2 separate regions of the Homo sapiens genome follow, and region 2 is linked to region 1. Evidence: chromatin contacts called from ENCODE Hi-C or POLR2A ChIA-PET data. All regions are on one chromosome and are shown on one strand. The core of a region is the stretch at or near the end of the contact, and the rest is flanking DNA. Distances in the headings are between cores, read along the strand shown.

Region 1 (2,700 bases), core at 178-2,677:
ATTCCACAGGGCCTGGCTCCCTTTCACCCAATACCTAGCCTTGTTTTCTCATGCAGCTGGCCAGGCACTGACTCATCCGCCTCCACTCTCACCCTCCACCCGACTCCATGAACTACACCATCAGAGTGGCTTGGTAACTATCTTCACCATTTTCCTACCTGCTAAAAGGGAAGACAAGTCTCTTCCATCCTGTCATGTGTGCTCTGGATTACATCCACTGCTGTCAACTCAAAGACTTGTCTTCTTGACCTCATTTACCCTCCCCCAGCTACCACCAGCCTCGCGTCTCTCTTCTCAGCTGACTTTCCGAAACACAGTTGTCTAATTCGTCTTGTCTAATTCCTTACCTTCAGGTTCTCCTTAATCTATTTGCCCTGACTCCCACCCTCAGTGCTCTGTTTAAACTGCTCAGCCAGAACACCAACAAATGGCATATTGCCAAATCCAACAGGAACATTCCCATCCTCATCTGATTCAACCTTTTAGCAGCATTCATTCAAATATCTGTGGGCCAGCAATTGCATGCCATTGTTTGAGACACTAGGAACAGAGAAGTGTTCAAGGAGACAAGTGATAGAAAGCTTCCATTCTGTGGGGAGGAAGGAAGACACTGTTTATAAACAAGTCAATACTTAATTTTAGACAGGGACAAGTGCTATGAGGAATAAAAAGCAGGGTGGGGAGAGAGAAAGTGACAGGTTGGGGAGCAGTGATACAGTGGTCTGGGAAGGTCTCTCTGAGGAAGTAATATACAAGCAGAGCTCTAAATAACGTGAAGTGAACCACGCAAAGATCTGGGTGAAGAGCTTTCTAGACACTGGGAACAGCAAGCATGGTAGCTCTCAGGAGCTTGGCAGGTTCAAGAAACAGCACAAAGGCCAGTTCAATATAAGATGCCAGAGAGGTGGGCAAAAGCCAGCAGACTTAGGACTTGGGAGTCCATTGTAATGATTGTGGATTTAATTCTGAGTGTGATGAGAAACACTATGTCATCGAAGGGCTTTGAACAGAGGAGATATATAACTGGATTTACATTCTGTTAAAAGCTAAACTGACCCATAAGCAGTAGCCATGAGGTGAGAGGTTAATCTAAGAATGTAGTGTCATAGAAGCCAAGAGCAGAGTTTTTCAAGGAGGGAGCAATCAATTCAATCAAATACTGCCTACAGACTTAAGAAGGATGAGACAGAGAAGTGAAACCAGATTTGACAAGACGGTGGCTACTGGTGACCTTTCCAAGAGTATTTTCAGTTGAATATGGGTGAGAAAGCCTAAATGGAGTGAAATAAAGATAGAAAAAGGACAGTGAGACACTGGGTCCTTTCGTGGGGACTTTTAACATTAAGGGATGCAGAGGAAAGGAATGACAGATGGAGGGAGATGTGAGTGAGGTGGACAGATGGGTTTTTTTTGGTTTTGTTTTTAGAGATGGAAGACATTACATGACGCTTCTTTGTTAATGGTAAGTTTCAAACATACTGTGGTATGTGGCTCTCACCTTAAAATGAGTGTTCAGACTGGCTGATCACTCCTTCCTCTCTGAAGCACTTTCCTCTCTTAGCTTTCCACAACGAAACACTCCTCTGATTTTCCTTCTATCTCGTCTGCCCATCTCAGTTTCCCTCACTATCTGTTCCTCTTCCAACACCAGATCTCTAAATGTGGGAATTCCTCAGGGCTCTGTCCTTGGCACTCTTCTCTATATCTAGTTAATCTGATCAGAGAGATGACTGTAAATATAAATGCCATGCTAGCAATTCCCACAGTTGCTTTGCTTGATCAGACCTCTTTTCTGAGTTCCAGATTCTCAACTGCCTATTTGCCACCTCCACTTTAAATTTCATAGGCAACACAAGCTTTCTGTGTTTAAAACCTTTCCCTCACCATTCAGTAGCTAGTACTCCAACCCACCCTGTTGCTCAAGTAAGAAATGTGGAAACCCCCTTGATTTCTTCCTCACACTTATCTTCTATATCTAGCACAGCTGCAAATAATATATTTTGGAGATATATCTAAAACTTCAAATCTGTCTGCCTTTTTTTTTTTTTTTTTTTGCATTTTTTTTATTGCCACCAGTGTAGTCCCAACCTCCATCCTCTCTCACCTGGATCACAGTAAGCCTCTGCCCCTGCCAATCCATTCTCCACAAAGCAGAGTGATCTCTAGGAAAGCAACTCAGGTTGTGTCCCACTCTTAGGTAAAACCCTCCAACAGTTTCTCATGCCTCAGAATGAAATCTAATCTCCTTATCCTGGACTCTAACAACCCCCTCGATTTAGCCCCTACCTGCCCTATCTCTTGCACTCTTTCCTTGCTCACTCAATTTCAGCCACTGGTGTCCTTCCATGCTTTCATTCATTCATCCTCAGGCCTTTGAGCATGTTATTCCTTCTGCTTTACACAGCCTCTCTCTGTTCTTTGCCTGGTTATCTCCTACTTGTCTGGTTCTCTGTGTGTCACTTTTCCCACACAGGTCTTCTCTGACTTCCTAATACTAAATTAGGATCATAAGTCTCAGTTTCCTCATTTCTGAAATAAGTTATTCTGCGTATTAAATGAGATCTTTCATGTAAAGTTGTTGGCACAGTAACTAGCACACAGTGTGTACTTCATTTTAGCTGTTACGGCCAGGCACAGTGGCTCACGCCTGCAATCCCAGCACTTTGGGAAGCCGAGGTGGGCAGATCATGAGGTCAAGAA
Region 2 (2,700 bases), core at 4-2,503, 250 kb after region 1:
AACCCCCTTTACTGGGGGTAGTGAGTTGAATGGTGGCCCCCCCAAAAGTTATGTCTACATCCCAGAACCTGTGAAACTGACTTTATTTGGAAAAAGGGTCTTTGCAGGATCTGGAGATGAAATCAATTTGGATTATCTGAGTGGGCCCTAAATTTAGTGATGAAGTCCTTATAACAATAGGATAGAGGGAGATTAGACAGAAGAGGAAGAGGCACTGTGAAGATGAAGGCAGGGATTGGAGTGATGCCGCCACAGGGACTGCCAACAGAATCCAGAAGCTAAGAGAGGCAAGGGAAGATTCACCCCTAGGGCCTTTGGAGGGAGCACGGACCTGCCAACACCTTGCTTTTAGACTTGGCCTCCAGAATGGGGAGATAATTAACATCTGTTTTAAACCACCAAGCTTGCAGTAATTTGTTAGGACAGCCTTAGGAAACTAATACACTAAGCAAGTGCATTCATCCCCCAGCTGCAAAGTGCCCTCAGCCACAGGGCACCTGGAAATGCCAGGGGTGGTTATTCCCTCACCATAGGGCTGGCCGGCAGCCTCTGACTGACTTGCTCTCAAAGAGCTGCCAAAGACTGTGTCCTTGCCACAGAGTGGGATCCACATTCCAGAGCTTCCAGTGGCTCTGAGGCTGGAGGTTGGACTCCAGTTCAATGCACATCCTTACTCAGCTCTGCTGCCTGCCTCCTCCTGCTTCCTTCACTCCCTGTGAGGGAGGAAATTGAATCCCCACCTCAGGTTCTGCTTCTAGAGGGTAACAATCTCTATAGATAGTAACAACCTCTACTTACTACTCTTTGTGTAATAGGATGTGAAAACGGACTCTTTTTGTCTTGGTTTCAGCTGAGGTCTCAAAGTTAAGAACGACAATGTAGCTGCTGGACCACCTATGCTACCCGGTCATAGACTGTCCTTGAGCTCATCATCTCTCTCTAGGGTGAAAAATAGGAACTGTGGTAGGTGGAGCTCTCAAGATGCTGTAGCTCCCCCCATCTCAATGGGGAGGAAGTGTGGGGTGTGTCTGTCTCACTTCGGCCTAGTAGGGGAGCTTCAAAAGGACTGCTTGCAGAAGTTGACAAGCATCCACTAGAATTCAAAGAGCAGAGAGATCCATACTAAATTCATACTTGTGAAGTTTATCAGCAAGAGGCTGGGGAAAGGCAAGCTCATCCTGAGTAGCTAAGCGGGGCCAGACATTGGTGGGGGTGGCTTTAAGAACCGGATGCTGTTTCAGAGCTGATTAGGGCAAGGACCATGCCTGTTTTTCATCAGCCAGATTTGGGTTCTTTGAGCGTGGCTGGCTGTGAACTGTTGCGAAAATGCGCTCAATAGGAGTCGGCGAAGGCTTTCAGTCAGGAGTTCTTAACCTTTTTTTTTTGGTGCCATGGACCCATTGAACCCATTCTCAGCATATTGTTTTCATATGTACAAAATAAATTCATAGAATTATAAAATAAACCAATTATATTGAAAGTTATCAAAAAACATTTTAAAATGGTTATATAGTTATATTCACACTTTATTAATTTATTAAGTAATAAGATCTAGTAGCTGTTCTAACAACTACAGTAATCTTGAAGTGGCAGTGAGTATAATGGGATTTCAAAATATCTGCAACAGCTCTACTATGATATGGAAATTAACCATTCTAGTGATAAAATTACACAGAGTATTAATACTATGGTGATCTGTTGCCCATTCCCACCATTGAAGGAATGCTAAAGATTAGCTAAAGGTTTCCAGGACTGGAAACTGTGTAAAAAAAAAATGGAATTTTCCCATCTAAGTTCCCAGAACTCTACCTATGGACCCACAGGTATTCTTGTAGACCTCAGGTTAGGAATCCTGCTGTGGATAAAGAATCAGGTCTAGAAGCTGAGGGGATCACAAAAGGCCATCAGAGGGTCCTGGATGGGGGATTTGAGAGATCTACAAAAGCTCAGAAAGAAAGCCAGGGTTATTCACCATTTCCAGAGGCACAAATGACAGATTGCCACTGTGTCACCTAGGAACACCTTGTCCCTTCAACCCCCCGCCCCCGAACCTCTTTTCCCTTCAGCCACCTCAACCATGGAGGTGACTCTAGACTACAGGTAATAAGTAGGGGTGAAGGTGAATGAAGAAAGGGAGAAGACCCTTTTACCAAACCCATCCTCACCACTAAACCCAAGGCAGGACCAAGCCAGGATGACGAGATGCTTTAGAATCAGACAATCTCTGGAGTTTGTTACACTCCTCTGGACATTTTCTTACCTAAGTGATCAGAGGATTTTTATTTCATGAGAGTGGTGGAAAAAAGATGAAGGAATAGTCCATTATTTCATCCAGGGATGGAGAGAAATGATCTCACCGAGCAGGTTTATAGGGCAGTTGTTAGAAATGGTAAAGCTGCTTTTGTTTGCACCCTTCTTAGTGCAACTTATACAATAAATGAATTACATTTTCAAAGCACTTTAAAGACTTGGTATCATAAATATTCCATTTCCTCCAGGTTAATCTGAGTTAAACATGATTTCAATAAAAGTGACACAATTAATAGGGTGAAAAGGCAACCTGTAGAATGGGATAAAATATTTGCAAGTCATATATCTGAGGAGGGGTTACTATCTAGAATATAGAAGGAACTCCTAACACTCAACACTCAGAAAACCCCCAAATAATCCAATTTAAAAATAGGCAACGGATCTCAATGA

The links. A loop is a pair of places that touch in the nucleus more often than their neighbours do. ChIA-PET counts read pairs that join two places held with the same protein, here RNA polymerase II (POLR2A). Pooled maps may share reads with other maps.
Region 2: a pooled map shows a loop between it and region 1 (2.0-fold over the local background). The contact joins two enhancer-like sites. A Hi-C loop is called at or near these places in 1 of 50 pooled maps. POLR2A ChIA-PET finds 5 or more read pairs at or near these places in 2 of 52 experiments (OCI-LY7 and T-cell).

The regions. Positions count from the first base shown.
Region 1 is chr20:2,982,923-2,985,622 of GRCh38, reverse strand. The region is part of intron 6 of PTPRA (protein tyrosine phosphatase receptor type A); the gene reads right to left. Among named protein-coding and RNA genes, the nearest start is that of GNRH2, 59 kb to the left of the region's middle. Within about 2 kb of position 1,427, at least 4 of the 41 ENCODE cell types and tissues checked have a DNase peak (open chromatin) inside an H3K27ac peak, as active enhancers do.
Region 2 is chr20:2,727,869-2,730,568 of GRCh38, reverse strand. The region is part of intron 6 of EBF4 (EBF family member 4); the gene reads right to left. Among named protein-coding and RNA genes, the nearest start is that of EBF4, 36 kb to the right of the region's middle. Within about 2 kb of position 1,253, at least 3 of the 41 ENCODE cell types and tissues checked have a DNase peak (open chromatin) inside an H3K27ac peak, as active enhancers do.